Linked DNA regions of Homo sapiens: regions 2, 3, 4 and 5 are each linked to region 1. Evidence: read pairs that join two places in POLR2A ChIA-PET (ENCODE). Cell type or tissue: OCI-LY7. All regions are shown on one strand.

Region 1 (4,000 bases):
TGTCTAGCCAGGTTTTTGAAGCTGAAATGCAGACCCTTTCTGTTAAGCTTCTTATTTTCCTGTGACCGACACCGGTGGATGCTGGGTTATGCCAAAACCAACAGGCTGTAAAGTACCTTGTTTCATGCTCCCAGCTGATCAATATTTTTATTTTCCAGGCTTGCACAGAAATCTGGAGGCAGTATCACCTAACGGTGAGTAGAAACACCTTTTTTATTTTCCCCAAGACCTAGCCTATTTACCCTTCTCTGAACTGCTGACCATAAAATATAGACAAGCATCTTCTGCTGGAAGATAATAAACATCTGAAGAGTTTTTGTACGGAGAAAGCAATAATACACTTTTTCTCTTTTCCACTGCCCCCTACCCTATCTTCCTGTTCTTAAAAGAATTTGATTTTTTTATTACTCACATCATTTAATGATTACATCATGGTATCTCTTAGTCTTCCAGACTATATTCATTAAATTAAAGGGAAAAAGTATACTGGGAGCCTTAAAGAGTAATAATCCAGTGTCTTTAAAATGTTGTATTATCCACAGTCCACAAGCATTCAGTCCACAGTATCTTCAGTTGCTTTTACTAAAACAGTTACTGATATTTTTCAATGAACCTAGAAAAAGCTTAGTGTATATTTCATATAGAATAATTCAACTGTCATATCCTTAAGCCCTTCTTGACTTATTCAAAATGTATAAATATCTGCTTAATACCATTCAAGTTATTCAATTCCTAGTTTCCTTTTATTGTGATTTTAGGCTAAGTAGAAGCAGAAAATACAGTTTGCTAGAGAATCTAATTGACTGGTGCTCAATATTATGAAGTTAGTTTACTTTTAATGTTCAGCTTAAATCATTTCAGTAATTCACCATAGCCCTACTACTCACTTCTTTTACTGTATTAAATATGTTGTGCTAAGCAACAGACCATTATTCTTTTAATTATTACAGTTATATAACATAATATATATTAATTAAAAGTTGTTAAACATTGTTTCTTAAGGTTTAGCATAGTTAAAAGTTTTGTTTACACAAAGACAGGTTGTAAAAATACAAAGGGCAAAGTTCTTTCAAAACATGACTTCTTATCATTCTCCTTAGAGAAATAAAAAGTAAACCAACAAGTAGACTCAAACTACCTGTCTGTCTGTCACAGGCCCAAGAGGCCATAAATTATATAAGGTGGTTTGTTTTCACATTTTGTGATTACCATTTAATTTTTTTAAAGATTTTCAGTAGAAAGCTGTAACTCCTCAACTATTCCTCAAATCTCAAATTAGGATTTGTTAAAAACTTAAGTGTTATACCCAAAAATATATACATACCCATGTATGTTACACATATATATTACAAATGTAATTCATCTGAATACATTGTTTGTGCTTATGTAGCAGTTTTTTTATCCTATCATAATATAGTGAAATCATTACAGCCTAAACTTAATTAGAATCTAATTATATGTTATACTTTTCAAGATGACAGAGCTACTCTTTGTAACTGTATAAAGTAATATCCTTATAGATTTGACATTGCATTTATTTTAGCTTTTCCCCTAATTTAAACAATTCCAATCTTGAAGTGTAGGAAGTATGATTTTAAAGCTGCTCTTTTGATTATTTACACCTGTGTTCGTTTATATACCTATAGTTAAAGGGTAAAAATTTGTTTCAATGTAACAGAAATATTTGAAGGTTTGCTTAATATTTTAGCTGTTCAGAAACATAAATTTTAAAAAGAATCATTAGGAAAAAATAATACAAAATAAATTTACTTTTTAAGGAATTACAATATATTCTATTTATAGGTATAACAAATTCAATTTGAAAACTTTGTTTGTTCCAATCTGGAATCCTGGTTAATTTTTTAAAATAATATTGAAGTTGCCATCACAGTTTATAAATTATCAAGTTGAAATTAATAATGAGTTTACTATGCAAGTATAAATATAAAACTAGCATGTTTATGAACTTGTGCATATATCAGTGTCTCTAAAATAAAATAGTTAAGTAATTATTTAAATTATCAGTATATGGACAATATCCAAATGTATGCAATGAAGCAATATTCAGTCTTGAATAAAAACAAGATGCATGATGATTTTAGTCATCTTCAGCTCTTTTACTAGGCGATGGACTGCCATCTATTGACTCCTAGTAGCCCTCACACATGAATGTTGAGTCAATCAGCGCAGTGACCAAGTAATGAAGCCTCAGTTAGAATTGTTACTACTTATTCATTTAAACCAGTCTGCTTAAAACTCTGGAGCTTTCTACACTTAAGCATTGATTAATTACTTTTTCTAACCAAAATTGTCATATTTCTTACCCCAAATGATGGCAAAGATGATTAGTATCCAGTTTGGAGATGTTTATATTTGGGAGCTTTACAGTTGCTTTTATCTGCCTCCCAACTAGAGGGTCATTTACAGAACGACTTAAATTTTAACAGTAAATTAATGTTTATCCAGGAGTCGTTTTCTTTAAAAACCAAAAAAGTCTATAGGTTAAACAGAATATTGTTTCTCAAACACATAAGAAAGGTGGTGTAGTTGATTGTTACAAGTGGACTTTTGAAATATTCCAAATAAAAAATTCCTTAAAACACTTTCAGAACTAAGAAGAAAGTTATAGAAGTGTTCACTATTTTCAACAATTTCAAGAAAAATAAAATGAAATATCTTCAACAACCTGTATATGAATATAATAGCTTTTTAATCAGCTAGACTCGACTACATTAATAAAAGCTAAAGACCATCATTCTAAAGGGTTCATGCTAATAAAACTAAAAAGACTACATATACACAAACATCCATATTATAACAACCATCTGGTGACACCATCTTTCTATGTTTTAATGATTCTATAATTATATAATTTAATGTCTTTATCAATTTGGAGACCATGAAAAAAAGAAAAAAATATTGTTTTTACTTAACAAGTACATAATTTCCTCAAATAGTTAATATTTTTACCTCCTTCAAAAATGTTTAGAATGCTTTTAAATGTTTAATAATATAGCTAAAATATAACTTCTTGTATTTTCATTTCTGCTACATTTTCAGATTTTTGTAGAGCCTGACTTTTAATGTTCTTTTTCATCTTTCAAATAACTCATTCTAGATAAAAATTTCCCCCTTTATTCGAGAAAGAATGTCCCTTCCCCCACCCCCTGTCATTTCTACTCTCATTTATATTAAAAATCCTAGGCCAATATGGCCACCAACAGAGTTTTACAACCAACAGAATTTTTAACTAGTAGAGGCTATGATTTGACATGAGTTGGACATTTGGTTAATCTTGTTTTTAATCTACTTACTTTAAAAAGTAACCAGGAGTTTGCTATTTGAGGGCTGTATGTGTTAAGAATCGAAAAGGACAATGCATCTTTTATGTTTAATTTTGCATTTGATTTCTTTGTGTGCATTGTTAAAATGTATTTCAACCCTACTGCCTTTTATTTTAACTGAAGGTTTAAGCAGGAAGCAAATGTAACTGTTTTAGAAGAATTAAGCCTTAATTGTTTTTTTATATATAATGTTTTGAATGCCTAGAATTCACACTTCAAAAAATAGACTATTTGTTATCCGGGAAATGGGGAAGAGTAGAGAAATGAGTGTGCTTGACTTCCTTTCTGGCCTAAGAAAGGCTTATGGCCACAGTTTGTCAGGGTATATCTTATAAACCATAAGTAACAATATTACATTTCATTTTGCCACTTAGTTTTCTGTCCTTACCTGGAAATACCCATTTAGAAATGTATTTTTTGTGTTTTCACAGTTTGGAGTTTTATACTGAGTGAGAATGTTATTCTCTAAAGCATTCTATGCCATACTACAGAGTGGGTACCCCTAAATGTCAACAGATTTGGATTTAACTCTAGAACTATGTTTTACACTCCAGAAGGAAGGAATAAGAAGGTGGTTTTGGTTCTGAGACTATAGCTATGCAAAAGCCTTTATCCTGAGATTGTGATGTAAGATAGGATAGATAATTTTCTAATTG
Region 2 (4,000 bases), 54 kb after region 1:
AGTGACAGTAACGTACATTCCAGTGCGAGCTTCTTATTCCCCTTCATGGACATCTAACCAAGCGTTTGCAGAGCAGCACAGGTCTGCAGGTGACATTTTGAGCAGCACTTGTCTACAGAGCTTCAGTAGGCACAATTGGCTTACTGTAGAAGGTTTACACCTGGGTGGATTCATGGTTGGAGTTTGGAAGAGAATAAAGTCCCTGCCATGAGCCTGGCGCCGTGCCATGGCCTTCCCATGTAACAGTGCTCAAAGGGTGCCCCTCCCACCACTGGGGCCTGCTGTTCTCGAGTCCTTGAGCATTTGCCTCATGTCCTTCCCACGTGCTCCAGCTCCTGTCCGGGCTGCAGATCTCCCGTGCATTGCCATGTGTGAGCACGCACAGCCAGGGCTGCCCCTAGAAACAAGGAGAACCAGAGCCACTCAATTAGAGGGGCCACCACAATAACTGTACTGTTGGCATCTTTCATAGGCTCCTTAGGGTATTGCTAAAAAGAGTAATTTTACAATTGAATTTCAATTATTCTCAGAAAACAGGAATAAGACCCCCACATGAAAGAAGGATTGTAAGGATTTTTAAGCTGAAAGGTAATATGCTCAGGTCTGCATTTTAGAAGGAGCAAACTAACTACTCTATGGAGAATAGATCAGAGAGTTTGAGACCAGAGGTGAGGACTCCAGTGGGGACGTCAGGACTGGAGGTCCCAGGAAGGTCAGTGGTGGCAGTAGTAGGTGTGAATTTTAGTCCCAATTCTTCCACCTCCCTGCATCCACACTCTGGCTATATGAGACTTTGGGCTTGGTCTTGTGACTTACTTTGATCAATGGAATGGGGCAGATGAGTCTTGATACCAGGTCTGAGAGCTGATGGTAAGAGACCTTACATATTTCTACTTTTCCTCTCATGCATCTGCCATCACCATGAGAAGAACCTGTCCAGCTTGGCCGTGGACCCTAGGAGGATGAGGGACACGTACAGCAGAGATGCCCACCAGCTTGCCAACCCCTGAGTGAGCCCAGCCAAGGTCAGTAGAGCTGCAGGCCCTGAGAAGGAACGCCTGTTGTTGCAGACCACTGAGATTCTGGGGCTGTTTGTTACGCAGTATTGCTGCAGCAATGGGCAACTGATACAGTGGGCGTGGAAAGAAATTAACAAAGCCAAGAAATACTTAAGTAAGCAAATGGAGTTAGCGGCCAGTCGAGTGAGTGGGCAAGACGGAGAGAGCCTCAGAGAACTTGGTTTGGCTCAGGTACCTGGATGGTTGAAGGGCACAGTGCCTGTGGTAAAGGACACAGAGGAGGAGACGTGGCCACCCACAGTAGACCTACATTAAGAGCACTCTCTCCTTCCCCCTACACTTTTTTCTTGTTTCTGGAGGAGGCCAGGGCCTGTGTCTGAAGAGATAAGCTCCACAGGGACAGAACCACAGTGTGGGATTATAGGCACCCCTGCCACAGTCAGCCACCCCCACGGCCTCCGGCTCTGTCAGAGCTTCTCCCCCAGTACAGACTCATTAGAACAACCGCTGATGTGGACAAGGGGGTGACCCAGACTTCCCGGCCATAGGGGCCAACTCAAGAAAGGCCCCCAGATTTCCCAGGGCCTCCTGCAGAAAACACAGCCTGCATCTCGTTACTTTCATTTGCTTAAAATACCTGCCTTTGCAGCAGTGAAACCACCCAAAATACTCACTTCTTTATTTCCAGCTAGATAAGTTGAACTCAATTTGCATTGGATAATTATTTTCAATTAAGTGATAACAATCCTGTTTGGTGCAAAAGTAATCTTGTCCAAAGGCCAAACAGTTTATCCCATCCAAGAAACAGGAGGCAGTGATAGGAGGAGGCCTATTAGCATGCTTGCCATGAGGATGGAGGGGCCAATCCCCACCCCTGGAGGGATGCCTCAGCCAAGTCGTTCGTGGGGGACCTCTGACGCTGTGGGCCGGGTGGGACCATTGACCTGGTTTGCCCTTTGACAGCCCCCGGGCCAAGCAGCCACTCTTTCTTCTTTCTGGACAAAGAAGGAGGCACCTCCTGCCAGCTGCAAGGAAGTGGAAAAGGCAGCTGGTCAGAGAAGGGCCCAAGACAGAGGCCAGGACCCAAGTTCTGGGCCAGCCGTGTGTCCCTGGACAAGTCATCCCCCACTGGGCCTCAGTGTCCCCTCTGTGTGGGGAGCAGTGGGGTTAGATGGGGACAGTTCCAGCTCAGATGTGATTCTGTCCTGGTTATCCAGAGCTACCTAGGTCTGAAGCCAGGTTTTCTGTAGGGAAAAGCCCCACTTCCTGTGTGATGTGTGTGTTGTCGGGGCAGGGATGCTCCTCCACCAGGAAAGAGGGAGCAGGCGCTGAGTTCTGGAGCCTCACAGGGGCCCCGCCACTCTCCTGGTCTTATGGCAGTGTCACATTCTCTGCAGGCAGCTGGAGTTCCTTACTTTCCTCCACAGCCTTCCCTACTGTTGCACATCTGGGCAAACCCCCTCCCCACCAATCGAGCCGCCGTGAACATCTTGTTCAAGGCTGCTGGTGTATTCAAGAGCAGACCCTGTCTCAAAAACACAAAAAAGAAAAATGAAAAACAACCTGCCTGCCAATCTTTCTATTGTTATTTACATTGAAAAACATGAGGATCGAGGTGGTCCAAACAAATAACTCTTGTGAATTTTTGCAGCCAATACTTCAAATATTTGATACTTGAGTACCCCATGCTGTGTGCTCTCTGTGTATTCACTGACATGCAGTCCTCCCACAGCAGGAGAACTAAAACTCTTGTCACTTATAGACAAGAAAACCGAGGCTCAGAGAGGCTAAGTAATTTGCTGAAGTCACACAGTGGAATTCTGACTTTTTGTTGGTTTCAATTGACTTCCACACTGCATTTTTTCCTTCTTTCCTTCCTTCCTTCCTTCCTTCCTTCCTTCCTTCCTTCCTTCCTTCCTTCCTTCCTTCCCTCCTTCCTTCCTTCCTCCTTCCCTCCCTTCCTTCCTTCCTTTTTTTTGAGACAGGGTCCCACTACATTGTCCAGGCTGGTCGACCTCCTGGACTCAAGCGATCCTCACCTGGGCCTCCCATGGTGCTGGGATAACAGGTGTGAGCCACCATGCCCTGCTGTTCCGCATTCTTTTCTCTACTTAATGGTGGCAGCGGCCCTTATGCTTCTCTGGCACACAGTGTACCCTCAGCCAAGCCGAACTGAGAAGCTGGACAGGAGGAGGGAAAGAAGAAACCATCTGAGCTGCCGTATCTCTTAAGTACAGTTTTCTGTATTCAAATTAGGCGACACAATCTCCATGAATAACATTACAGTTCCCAAAGGATCACACCCAATTTAAATGTATAAGAGGCCATTAACGGGTGGGGCTAGCTATTAGAATTTAGCTCCAGTGTTATTGTGGTGTGGTTCTGCTATTAGGCAGGCGCAATGGGGATAACAGAAGCCCAAGGCACACTCGCCCCTGGTCTCCAAGGCTCTGGGTCCTCAGACTGGCTGAGTACTGGGGACCAAGGTCACCCAAGAAGCCCTGAGTGGCCCTCTTGAGGGTTAGCAGAGCTTCTCTCTGTCCAAGACAGGTCAGGCTCTCTCCCCTGGCCCCAGCTCCACCGTCACTCAGAGGAGTGGCCTAAACAAACGCTGCAGGTGAGGCTCCCGAGCCCCTGACATGGATGTTTATGGAAGAGGACTCTTGGCATCAGCACCTGGGCAAGGTGGGTAGAGGCAGGAGTGGGCAAATGGGAAAGTCTAGCTGCCATGCGGGCTGAGCAACAATGGGGCCAACCTCAGGGGACACCTGGAAGCCCGAATGTCCTTTCAAAAGTTCTGAATGTGGGCTGGGTGTGGTGGCTGATGCCTGTAGTAATCCCAATACTTTGGGAGGCCAAGGCAGGCGGATCACTTGAGGTCAGGAGTTCGAGACCAGCCTGGCCAACATGGTGAAACTCCGCCTCTACCAAAAAATACAAAAATTAGCCTGGCATGGTGGTGTGCACCTGTAATCCCAGCT
Region 3 (4,000 bases), 250 kb before region 1:
CCCACGCGGCCGGGCTGCGGGTCTAGGGGGTCCGCATCTCCCTGGCTTTCCAAGGGCTAAGGTCGTGATTCTAGGGCGGCTGGGCGTCCAGGGCCTCGGTGGGGGTGGCGTGTCTGCCCTTTTTATCTCCCCGCAAGGCCCCCAGTCTTCTAGGGAAGCCAGTCAGTGAAGCGCGGAGGTCCGGGCGCGCCGAGAGAGAGTCCAGTCTTTGAGGACCGAGTAGTCCTGGGCCACCTCCCGCCTCTGCTGTCAGAAGCAGCAGCTGCCGCCGTGGAATCCAAAATTTCGGGAGCTGTGACCCTTTCCTCATGTAAAACGAGTAGTCTTGGACGGTGAGCGGACAGTTGCCTTCAACTTTTGGGAAGAGCTGCCGGTTCGGTGGAAAAGCTGTGGCTGGGAATCAGGAGGCCTGGGTTCTAGCCGTGGCTCCCCCACGGACTCGCTGGCGATTCCAGAAAGCTCTTATTGAGGCTGAATTTAAGATTATATCAGATTACACAGTTGAATTAGGGGCTCCATTAGTAGGGCCCTTTTAGCTCAGTGAATAAGTTTCTCCAACTATAAAACGAGAGCGTTCAATTTGATGACTTTTCAGGTCCCCTCAGAAGCTCTTGACTTTGTGGTTTTCTTTTTCTTTTAAAAAATTTTTTCTAGGACCGTTAGAGAAATGACTTCGTGTTTGAATAGTTAGGCTGTCGCATACAAAGACTTTTAAATGGATTGTGTGTATACTTAGGAAGGCATTATGCTTTCAAGAGAATCTGAGGATGGGGAATAAAGTCAGGAAGGATCGCAAGTGAGGATTATATTAATATGATAATTAGCACGGTAAGAGACTGCATGACCGAAGGAAAAGGGCTAAGGGAAAGGTGAAGGAAATGTTTCCGGATAGGATTAGTTCTCATAAAAATCATATATATATCCCAAGAAGAGCTGGGACTTATGTGACTAAATTTAGCTTATTTTTTTTCCCCCACTGAAATACTGTGCTCTGCCTCTGTTTTGTGACCTTTGTTTTACACATTTGGTTTCTCCACTCCAATCTCAGATTTGATTCAGAGTGGCCGTGGCATTTGAAAAATGGACATTTTAACCCCTTAGTCAATTGTGTTTCACCTGTCACTATCAGGATAGCTCATTAATAGTAAGAAAGAAATTTTACGTTGAAAGTAAAGTGTGTTCAGCATATTGCAGTGAAATTTGGACTGAAAATGAGGCTGTGGATTTGATTTAAATCGGCCCGAGATAGATTCCTATGTCGTCAAGAAGGAACATCTAGGGAGGCTAAAGGTGCTTTGGAAGTAAATAAGAGCAAAAGGTCAGAATGACCAGTAGGTAGGCTGTGAGACCAGAAAGATTGATTAAAGACCGGGCGCGGTGGCTGACGCCTGTAAATCTCAGCACTTTGGGAGGCCGAGGCGGGCGGATCACCTGAGGTCAGGAGTTCGAGACCATCCTGACCAAAATGGAGAAACCCCGTCTCTACTAAATATACAAAAATTAGCCGGCGTGGTGGCGCATGCCTGTACTCCCAGTTACTCGGGAGGCTGAAGCCGGAGAATTGCTTGAACCCGGGAGGCAGAGGTTGCGGTGAGCCGAGATCGCGCCATTGCACTGCAGCCTGGGCAACAAGAGCGAAACTCCATCTCAAAAAACATAAAGTAAATTCTGAAAGCTTAAATAAGCCTTAAGTTGTCTAGTTTAAAACAATTCAGTCAATGAATACTACTCCCTCTTTTGAATGGGAAGAGCCTTTGCAGTTATTCTATAGCTGTTTTATATTTGTTAAGCTATTTTGATTCTTAGATAAGTTTCATTTCCATTTCCATGATATTTTAGGATCTTATATAAGAAATATCTTTTCTGGTCACGGGATTGATAAAGTCTTTGAGTACTAACTTGGGAGATTCTTGGATGATAAACTGACAAATGTGTGTTTTTCTTCCAACGAAAATGTCTCATTCATAGTTGTTAAACTCTGCTGGGAGGTAAAATGGATATTTGTGAGGTAAACTTAGGTGTTAGAACCAATGCAAATACTTCAATGAAGGAAGGTGTTTTTTTACTTTGAAATTACTTATTTGGAAATTTTATTTAAAAATTTTAGTGGACAGTTGGCTGAGAATCACAGAAACGTGAATCACTTCTAGCTGTGTTCTTAACCAGCTGCATAACCTTGGATAGGCCTCCTATCTCTTTGTACTTCAGTTTCCTGTGGGTAGATTGAGTAGTCTGTATGAGATAATCTGATTTTGTTATCTAGTTAGTATACTTGGGAGTCAACGTACAGGGATCAAAAAGCTGAGAAAGCCTTCTGAGTCAAGGGTTTGTTTGTGTGTATGTAAAAAAACATATATATTGTCCTCTGAGAATACTCTTTTTTAAAAAAGTTATTAAATTCATTTGAATGTAATTAAAGCGGTAACATAAACCACAACAGCCTCAGGCAGACTTTAACCCTGGCATACATAAGCTACCTAAATAAGAGAGCAGGTTATGCCCAGCACAATTTTCAAGTACAGACGGTACAAAATCCTCTTAAAGGCCATAGGGGCTAAATTGTTAAATTCATTTTTCTACATTTTAGAGAAAGAGATAAATCCTTCGACCCAGGGAAGTCAGTTTTTATTATGGTTCTGTAGTTTATTTTTGGCATACATTCACAGGTGTGCCTATGGCTCTATTCTTAATCCCTTTCCTTTGGGATGGCTGCAAGAGTAGTACAAATTTGTAACTGTAATTTAGCTCTTTAATTTTTTTCTGTGCTGCACTGGAATTATGTTTTATCTTAAGTCCACACTGGATCCTCAGGATGGATCCAGTGAGGATTTTGAAAGAAGCATAATTCCTTTGACTTCTTTTAGAATTAATTTACCTATTAAATAAAAAGGAAAGGATTCATCTTTTATTTGAATTCCTCTGAGGCTAACAATTCAATATAAACTGATGAATGCTATGAGCATTATTCAGACAATCACATTCAATTTGTGTGACAATAACAGCATAGCCACCTGAAGGACAGTACAACAAGGGCACAGGTATATGATACCTTTTAGAAGAAAAGCATTAACAGGTGGGTTTATTTATTTCTGGAAAACAAAAAACTCCAGCAAGAATGTAGTACATTTTTGGCTCTTGTCCATTTGGTTCTTGGGATTAAGCTGGTTCTATTACCAGAACTAGCATCACAACACCCTGACATTTTGGGCAGAAATTTGAGTGGCTAAGAAAACAACTATTTTTAACTTTATGTGTATAGCTACAAGTGGAAAAAAGAATAAATTGGCATTGTTATTGCTGTCTGGGCTGTCCTTGATTTTTGGACACAAGCTTATTTTTCCAGAGCTCTCATTTTAGTCAGTAGTCCATCAGTACCTAATGGAAACATCTACTGTGTAGATATGAGAATTTCTAAGACTTTGGAGTAGTTGAAAGACAGCAGAGAAATTTATCCTATCATAATTTCTGTATTTTAAGCACATACTAGATTTATCAGGGCTGAAGGACAAATGGCCTGGTGTTATAATTCATTTATAAATTCAACAGATACTTATAGATGGCCCCCAAAATACCAGTTACCCTGCTTGGCTTTGGTGATTCATTGTTTAGCAGAGTGTATATAGTTCCTGCCCCTCCTGTGGTTTGTGATCTGTGCTTCTGGGAGATTTACATTGAATAAATAATTAGAAATGTGATGAGTGTTTTGAAATGTAAAGTGCTATGAAAGCCTATAAAAGGGGCATTTAATTTAATCTGGTGGGAAGTGATTTTGAGCCAAGTTTAAAAGATGAAGGCTGAGAAGGATTTAATATGCTCACAGTACTAAGTGTTTCACTTTATGCATTTATTCCCAAAGTTGGGAGTTTTCTCTCAATTTTAGGTCTTTATTACGTTTGTATTTTATACACAGTTTTATAACAAGCACAGGAATAAACAGGTTTATCAGGGTTTTTTTGGTTTTTTTTTGGAATTGGGGTTTTGTTCTGTCACCCAGGCTGGA
Region 4 (4,000 bases), 290 kb before region 1:
AACCCCTCCCCACATCAAGTTCCATTCTGGCCCAGAGCATGGAGGTTAAGCTGTGAAATACTGGAGATGAAATCCGGGCTTCCGCTTTGGAGCACCCGGGCAGAGCAGAACATCTCAGTAGTTTCTGGAGATTGGCGGGAGTTCCAGACACCTTACCCCGGCCCATAAGTGGAATCGCATTGCCCTCGAGCCCTGAGACGTTGTGGAGTCCCAGAGCCCCAGGACTTGATTCCAGAGAGGAAATCAGATCCACAGAGACCGAGCAGAGGTGTGGCATGTCCAGCCCTCTCTCTTCGGGCCAGACTCAAGCCTCCCCTCCCTGTTCCCCTCCCCAGCCTTGAGTTAGTTCAGCTGCTGGGCCTAGCCACTGAAAGCCTGTGGGGCCCTGCAGCGGGGTGGTCGCAGGGGAAAGGTTCTCCAGGGCGGGGGAGCGCTCCGTAGGAGGACTCCTGGCCCGCCGGACAATGGCAGTTTTGGAGAGTGAATCGTCCTCAGCAAGAGTGTTGTTTGTTTTTTGGAGGGGGTGGTCACGAGGCTGGGTCGCAACCTAGGGGGAAGAGCCTAGAGCTCGAGGAAAGGGGGGCCCCCGGCGGCAACTGGACATCACATATCCACTGAGCAGATTTCGCCACAATCGGAAATGTGGCTGTGGATTCCCGGGCGGCCCCCCCACCAAGTGGTCTGCGCAGTTCCCCAGCGCCGCCTCCTCCCTGCAGCCTGCGGGCCCGTGTCCCTACCCCGAGATTTGATTTTTGGCCATCTCCGAGTGCTCGACTCTTTCCCTCCGCAGCCCAGCCCCAGCCCAGGCTTCCCGCCCTCCCGCCTCGCCCGCGCCGGGAGGCAGCGCCTGGGAGGAGCGGCCTGTCCGCGCCTGGAGATCAAAAGCCCTCCCGGAATTGACATTTCACCCCGGGCTGGGGGCGGGGGGTGTTGGTGTTTTGTTGTTGTTGTTGTTTCCATTTAGAGGGCTTGTTTTGTTTTTGTTTGTTTTCTGTGAGTTTTCATTTTTCCATGGGATATTCTTTTGTTTCGGGTGTTTTGCGTGTTGTTTTTTCGTGGGATTGATTTTAGCGGGTTTTGCTCTGTAAGTCCTGGTCTTTGGGGTGAGTTTTGATTTTGTGTAATTTTGTACTTTGTCCTTGTAGGCTGTCTTTTTGTGTGTCGTTTGTAAGGCTTTTCCTTCTCCGCGGTGTTTAGATGTGTTTTGATTTGGTGTGAGTGGGTGTCGTCTGTGTGTGTGTTGCCTTAGGGAATTTCGTGTTGTGTGTGTTTTGTTTCCTTCGATTTGAATTTTATTTTTTTGAACTGTACGTTTTGGTGGGGGATCGGGTTATATTTTCATGTGTTGTCTTTAGTTTTTGTGTTTGTGAGATGCGCTGGTGAGAGTTTGCGTGTGTATTTTGGCTTTTGTGGGGCTTTGGGATTAGGGAGGGGACATCAGCCGCTACTCCGTTCCTGCCCGCACCCATGAAGGGCAGAGGATTAGGCCAAGCATCACGAATCGTAGGTTCGCCGTGCTCCGCCGCTTCGCGCTCTGGACGCTCGAGACCAGCGGGAAACAAATGTGGTTCCCGAGGGGGCGCCCGCTGGTCGTCAAAACCTCGCGGGCCCGGAGGCGCCGCTGCTGGGTCAGAATCGCAGAGCCCCCCTCGCGGGGTACCGAGGCCCAGCCGCCGTCCCCTTGCCCACCCTCTCCCCTGTGAGTCGGTCTCCCCTTGCGCCTGGCCAGCATGCTTCGGACCGTCCGGACTCCCGCAGCGTTGGCCCAAGGGGCGGCTCCCCTCGGCGGAGCAGGTGACGAACCACTTCGGAGGACACGGAATTGACACTGCGGCCCTAGAGATACGGGACAAGGGGCCAGAACGCGGGGAGTCTAGGCTCAGATCGGAGTCGGGATCCCGGGAAAATCCCCCATCTCCCTTGCCCGCAGCCCTAGAATCCCAGAAACCCAACTCCGCGCAGCTTTCGGTTTGGAGAGCCCGCCCTGGTTTGCAAGCACAGATACATGTGCCCACACCCGAACACACGCAGACACCGCCAGAGAGCGAGACAGCGAGCGGGCGCCTCCGTAGCAGCGGCCTGCGGGGCGGAACCGGAGCTGGCGCCGCCTCAAGGGGAAACCGAACTGTAGTGACCGGAAATGTCCCCAGGACAGAATAAGCCATTCCTTCTGTCCACGTTGCCAGGACTTCTCCAGCTCAACACACCTTGGTTTGTTTAATGTTACACGAGGGAGAAGATTTAGAGGCAGAGACACATGCTGGCTCAATCGGCGAGGAAATACGAGCAGAGTCTAAACAGAAAGAAATATGGAACGGGGGGAGACTAGACTGTGGGGAAGGCAAATTGGAGGCCCAGAAAAGGGGCTGGTGCGGAAGCTCCTCCAGGCCCCTGGGCGCTCTGGCATTCTGTGAGAAGGAGAAAGCAGAAGCCGAGAACAGAGAGTGACAGGAAAAGAAAAGAGACGCAGAAGGGGTTGGCCTAGGCACGCTGCGAGCTGCCCTCCAGCTAAGACGCTGCGGGCAAGGGAGGGGGAGGCCGACATCGCCAGGCGAGGGGCCAAGGTCGGGCTCTTTAACTCAGCCAGGAAACATCGTTGGGGGCTCCAGGGCTCGTGGAGCCCGAACTGGGGCTCATTTCCGGCCCGATGCCCCTCTTCCCCAGACCCCTAGCCCGGAATCCAGCAAAGGCTGGGCCATCGCCGTCCGCCACTGGGCCTCCCTCTGTGCGAGCCCTGGGAGAAGCCTCAGGGAACGACTCTGGCACTGGGGCTCGGCCCCGGAGCTAGCGCAGAGCGTGGGTGGGAGTCGACATCCAGGCAGGAGGCAAAGAAGAGGCCCCGCCCTAAAGCCGAGGGCCCAGTTCTTCGAAAGCCTGTGGCCGGAGCTGGACTCACAGGATTCGGGGTCCGTACAGCGCGCACGTGGTACCGCATCTTCGGCAGGCGGCGCCCCTAATGCCCAGCCCCGCCCTGCTTCGTTTGCCGGGCCTGAACTGTGTCAGCATTGAGGGTGGACGCCGAGTCGCGGCGAGTTGGTCCCTTGCGGTATAAACTTGGGGCTTCCCTAGGGGCGGTGCCGGGATGGATGGGGGCGCCTCTCCACCTGCAACTCCCCCAGCGCAGAGCGCAAAAAGTGCACATCGCGGGCCAGCCGTCGCCTCGGGGTTTCAGGCGGCGCCCGGGGCAAAAAGGAGCTGAGGATTGGTTTGGGTCAAAACACCCATTTCAGTTGGCAGTGGGGTCCTCTGCGCCTACAGGGCTTCGAGCTCCGGGTGCGGGCTCACTGGGGCACCATGTGCCAGCGACTCGCCACCCGGAAATACTTGGGTTGCGCTAGAATACGCAATGGGTCTGTGTTCGGGTAACCTGGTGCTCATGGTGGGTTATTACTATTGTTGTTTTACTTTACTGCTTTTCTTGCTTTCATTAGAAATGTTACTGAGAGAAGCCTCAAAGAGCGCAGACCTGGGGTCGTTTGGATGGGTTCATTTCAACTCAAATCCACTAATTCAATTCAGTTCCACGACTAGTTTCCAGCGCACAGGTACACATGGTAGACGTCAAGTGTATGCCGTATGCATATGCACAGAGACGCTATTTGAAGGCAACTCTTGGAGAATTTTGAGATAAAATTCACTCTCCTGGAGTTACATTCGCAATATATGAATATGGAAAACAGGCAATCAGTTGTATTTAAAATTTGCCAACACGTCCCAGCAATCCACTCTCACCTAAGAATCCAAAATGGGGCATTGAAAAGATTTACTGGCATTCTGGTTGTTTAATATTGAAAACAAGCGTAAATCAGTTCATTTCTCTTTATATTTCTTTTCAAATTTAACAATACCATAATAAGTGTAAGTAATAAAACCATATTTTGCTAAAGAAAGTTTGCACATAGGATGCTTTATTTCTATCAGTATTTATACGATGTTCTGTTGGCTCTCCTCACCCCCTTTTCTTCTAGTTCACCGTGTAATGTGAGCTTTAAATATTCAT
Region 5 (4,000 bases), 80 kb after region 1:
CTGAAAAGAAAAAAGAAAAAAGAAGAAGGAAAGACTACACCTGACAAAAGACAGGGGGAGACATTTATATTAGTTTGCCAGTTTGAGGAAATGCCTTACTTGGCAATATTGTAAATCCAGTTTACAGCTCACTTAACTGGACAGCTTCAAAATGACTTTTTTTTGGTATACATTTTAAAAGTCAGGAGAGCTGAGACAAAAATGAGAATTTATCAGTATTTAACATTTGATAAAATACCTTGAATATTTAAAATGCTCATAAAATGCTATTATACTGTGCTTTATTTTATGTATTTTATATTTTGAGACAGGATCTCTTCTGTTGCTTAGGCTGGAGTGCAGTGTTATGATTACAGCCTACTGCAGCCTCAACTTCCTGGGTCAAGCAATCCTCCCACCTCAGCCTCCCGAGTAACTGGGACTACAGGCATGCGCCACCACACCCGGCTAATTTTTGTATTTTTAGTAGAGGTGGAGTTTCGCCATGTTGCCCAGGCTGGTCTCAAACTCCTGACCTCAGGTGATCCACCCACCTTGGCCTCCCAAAGTGCTGGGATTACAGGCGTGAGCCACCATGCCCGGCTGACACTGTACTATTTCTGCATGGCATTCTCCAGCATTGGGCACTATTATTTTGTTTTGTTTTTCATTCTAAACAAATAGGATGTCTAACAACCAAGTTTGTAGCTCCAGGCCTTGAGATCCATTTGTAAGAGTGGGGAAGAAGGAGGCAAAGTAATATATGTGCTAGCTAATAATTACATGTTCTGCTTATTAAGAATTTACTTTCTTTTGGGCCGGGCGCGGTGGCTCACCGCGGATTACAGTGCCTGTAATCCCAGCACTTTGGGAGGCTGAAGCAGGTGGATCACCTGAGTTCGAGACCAGCCTGGTCTAACATGGTGAAACCCCGTCTCTACTAAAAATACAAAAATTAGCCGGGCACGCACCTGTAATCCCAGCTACTCAAGAGGCTGAGGCAGGAGAATCGCTTGAACCTGGGAGGCGGAGGTTGTAGTAAGCTGAGATCACGCCACTGCACTCCAGCCTGGGCGACAGAGCGAAAAAAAAAAGGAATTTACTTTTTTCTTCCAGGCCCTATGCCAAGCACTTGTGTTATCTCATTTATCCTTGGATCCTTTTAATATGGGGGTTCAGTTACCCCCATATTACAGACAAGGAAACTGAGGTGCAGATCCCAGAGAGGGGGAGAGAGAGAGCACCATTCTGGTATGTAGCAGGGGGAGTCAGAGAACAAAAATCGGACTGACTGATAAGAGGCAAAGGCACTGGTGCAGGCTCTTCCCCAGCTTCCAGCTCTTTCAACCTTCTGGGCCTCGACTCTGCCCTAAGGAGAGGCTGAGGACCAGGTGATGGGCACCAATGTGTGGCTTCTTCACATCCCACAGGCCGGACCCCCTGGGCCTCACCTTCCAGTGAGGGAAGAGAGAGGTGACTGCCTTTTCTTTCTCTGCACAGAGCAGCAGGGGAGTCGTGACCCCCAGGGGCTCAGTAGAGCATGAGCCTGGCCATTGCCAAGCGGCCCGCCCATGCGTGCTGTGGTTACACGGTCTTCATGCTGGCTGGGGAGCCCCGAGAACTCGGGTTTGGTTCGTCCTCCAAACACGTGAACACGTGTTGAGCACTGACTGTGAATTCGGCAGCTGTGATGGGGGCTGAACTCAGGGCCAAGGAGCCAGGCTCCACTCCACTGTGACACCAGGTGTGGGGCTCGGGTAAGTCACCTCTGTGGCCTCTGACCGCAGTTTCCTTATCTGTAAGATGGGGATGGTGATGACTACCTCGGAAGGTTGTTGTAAGGCTTAAATGAGAAGATGGGCGTGTCTGAGGCCAGCATGGGGCCCTGTAAAGTGTGAGCAGAAAGGGGCTCTCCAGGTGCACTCCGGGTATGACTCAGGCGCCCGCTAGGATGCTCACTGGCCCGGCACTGACATCCAGAATGGACCACAAGGGAGAAAGTGGCAGGCTAGCAGGAGGGAGGCACTTTCACTAGGGGCTGGGAAGGGTCCTGGGAGGGCTTCCTGGAGGAGATAGTGTTTGCACCAAATGAAAACCGGTTCTATTCAGTGATGAGACTTGCTGCCTGCAGCTAGAACTTCCATTTAAAAACTGGACAGAAGACTTCCCCCAGGAGGTAACTTTAGACTGACTCCTGCACCTAGAGAGGGCATCCTTAGAGCATCTTAGGGGAAATCTGCCCACCCCTATGTATTTTCTTTTCTTTTTTTCTTTTCCTTTTTTTTTTTTTTTTTTTGAGACTATATCTCTCTCTGTTGCCTAGGCTGGAGTGCAGCAGTGTGATCATGGCTCACTGTGGCCTCTACCTCCTGGGACCAAGCAATCCTCCTGTATCAGCCTCTGGAGTAGCTGGGATTACAGGCATGCACCACCACACCTGGCTAATTATTTAGTTTTGGTAGAGATGGGGTCTCACTATGTTGCCCAGACTTCCCTCTGTCAATGACAGACATAATTCAATCATTCATTCATTCAATAAATATTTATTGAGCACCTACTAGGAGGTGCCAGGCATTGTTCTTGGTACTGGAATTATGGCAGCGAATGAAACAAAGCCCCTGCTCTCAGAGCTTACATCCTGGTGGGCATGGAGGGAAACTAGACAATAAACAGAGAAATAAAGATGTATCAGATTGGTGGAGTGTCCAGGGCTAGATGAGGCAGAGTGAGGGAGGGGGAGAAGGACCAGTGGGCAGGAAGTGGTGCCATCAGGGAAGCCAGTGAAGGGCCACCCTTTGAGTGACATCTGTAGGACATGAGGCTCAGACCCTGTGGACCTGGGGGGAGTGGAGAATGTTCCAGGCAGGGGAACAGCTGGTGCAGGAGGTCTGAGTGCTGGGCAGAGGGGATCCCAGGCGGGATCCCAGGAAAGCTGGAGACAGAGGGAGGGAGGTCAGAGGCGGTGGTGTCGGCCTCTGTGGGCCGTGATTAGGACCCTGGCCTTACCCGGAGGGAGACAGGAGCCTTTGGAGAGATCCCTTACTGGAGCAGAGGCTTGGCTCTGGCTGTCCGTGAGAAGGGACTGGAGCAGGCCCAGGGCAGAAACAGTGGGGCAACCAGGAGGCTGGGGCAGAGGGGCCTCAGCTTGGACCAGGTGCAGGCGACGGAGCTGGGCTGGGGGACGAGATAGGCTTCTGGGTGTGTTTAAAGTTGGAGCCATGAGGATTGGGTGATGAGTTAGACTCCCTACCCCTGAATGCCCTCACAGGACCACAAGGTTCCTGGTGCTCTCACCAAATACCATCTGGAAGCCTCCTCATTCCACAGGTGATTGTGAAAATAAGACCTTAATTGTTTCATTTTGTTTTTTTCCCCCAAAACAAAACCAAATGTAATGACTAAGAAAAGCTCCACTTCCACCTCCAGGGCGCCGCTCCCTCTGGTGGAGGGTTGGCTCCTGATTTAGATGCTTTCTATATATGAATTACAGGGAAAGGGAGGCCTGGGAGCAGGTCCTTCTGGCCAGCTGGGCGGCTCTCAGGGGCTGCCAGGATGCCTGGCTTCTGCCTGAAGTGAGCAGCTCTCAGTCCCTATGGGCCACGCCTCTGCATCATCAGGAGAGGGCTTGGGAGCACACAGGGACTTTGGTCTTTCTCCTGAGAGCAGTGAGGAGCCACGGAATGCGGCAGGCAGGGGAAAGACAAGACCGGATTTGCTTTTTAGAGGAGACCCTTGAGCAACCCCAGGAGATCAGGTTGGAGGAGGCAAGGCCGGAGGCCAAGCGGTCTGGGAGGGGCCTTCAGGGAGGGGAGGAGGGAAGGGAAGTGGGGCCCACTGAAGGCTGGGGAGTAGCTCCCTGGGCTGCCCCCTGTTGGTCATGACTCTGCCCTGGGGCCCAGGCCCGATGTCCACCTCGAGCCTTAGCTCCTGCAGGTGCAGCTAGATGGAGTCTGAGCTGGTGCAGCTATGTGGGGCCTGTTCTGGGCTAGTGACTCACTTCTGAACGGCTTTGGCAGAATGA

The links. ChIA-PET counts read pairs that join two places held together with the same protein. Peaks named below come from ENCODE experiments on the same cell type or tissue, not always from the same donor. Only the 100,000 strongest peaks of a DNase experiment are listed, where the experiment ranks them.
Region 2: POLR2A ChIA-PET joins it to region 1 with 15 read pairs; 8 of 35 experiments call an interaction of 5 or more read pairs at or near these places.
Region 3: POLR2A ChIA-PET joins it to region 1 with 29 read pairs; 3 of 35 experiments call an interaction of 5 or more read pairs at or near these places.
Region 4: POLR2A ChIA-PET joins it to region 1 with 11 read pairs; 4 of 35 experiments call an interaction of 5 or more read pairs at or near these places.
Region 5: POLR2A ChIA-PET joins it to region 1 with 13 read pairs; 3 of 35 experiments call an interaction of 5 or more read pairs at or near these places.

The regions. Positions count from the first base shown.
Region 1 is chr9:37,327,641-37,331,640 of GRCh38, forward strand. It overlaps ZCCHC7 (zinc finger CCHC-type containing 7), which reads left to right. Exons shown (of 9, transcript NM_032226.3): 6 at 159-194. Among named protein-coding and RNA genes, the nearest start is that of LINC01627, 65 kb to the right of the region's middle. In OCI-LY7, CTCF peaks have their summits at 2,136 and 2,336; DNase peaks (open chromatin) are centred at 83, 2,141 and 3,191; H3K4me3 peaks cover 3,080 bases; H3K27ac peaks cover 4,000 bases.
Region 2 is chr9:37,381,248-37,385,247 of GRCh38, forward strand. It overlaps LINC01627 (long intergenic non-protein coding RNA 1627), which reads right to left. Exons shown (of 3, transcript XR_002956875.2): 3 at 3,120-3,199. It overlaps LOC124902153 (a long non-coding RNA gene), which reads left to right. Exons shown (of 3, transcript XR_007061478.1): 2 at 930-1,025. Among named protein-coding and RNA genes, the nearest start is that of LINC01627, 12 kb to the right of the region's middle. RefSeq lists a silencer at 1,205-1,254. In OCI-LY7, no CTCF peak of the experiment used is centred here; DNase peaks (open chromatin) are centred at 74, 1,644 and 1,964; H3K4me3 peaks cover 1,515 bases; H3K27ac peaks cover 3,864 bases.
Region 3 is chr9:37,080,205-37,084,204 of GRCh38, forward strand. It overlaps the pseudogene EBLN3P. Among named protein-coding and RNA genes, the nearest start is that of ZCCHC7, 38 kb to the right of the region's middle. In OCI-LY7, CTCF peaks have their summits at 3,106 and 3,306; DNase peaks (open chromatin) are centred at 1,329, 2,197 and 3,615; H3K4me3 peaks cover 4,000 bases; H3K27ac peaks cover 4,000 bases.
Region 4 is chr9:37,034,984-37,038,983 of GRCh38, forward strand. No RefSeq gene overlaps it. Among named protein-coding and RNA genes, the nearest start is that of PAX5, 2.7 kb to the left of the region's middle. RefSeq lists a silencer at 698-857 and enhancers at 1,391-1,440, 2,441-2,520, 3,019-3,596. In OCI-LY7, CTCF peaks have their summits at 73, 1,594 and 1,795; DNase peaks (open chromatin) are centred at 1,538, 2,048, 2,408, 2,808 and 3 weaker places; H3K4me3 peaks cover 4,000 bases; H3K27ac peaks cover 3,718 bases.
Region 5 is chr9:37,407,621-37,411,620 of GRCh38, forward strand. LOC124902154 (a long non-coding RNA gene) reads right to left here and starts at 1,458. Exons shown (of 4, transcript XR_007061481.1): 1 at 1,272-1,458; 2 at 951-1,048. It overlaps LOC105376035 (a long non-coding RNA gene), which reads left to right. Exons shown (of 4, transcript XR_007061479.1): 2 at 1,480-1,736. RefSeq lists enhancers at 1,619-2,038, 2,524-3,315, 3,093-3,142. In OCI-LY7, CTCF peaks have their summits at 46, 249, 1,946 and 3,846 (motif pointing left); DNase peaks (open chromatin) are centred at 51, 1,711, 3,161, 3,921 and 1 weaker place; H3K4me3 peaks cover 3,691 bases; H3K27ac peaks cover 4,000 bases.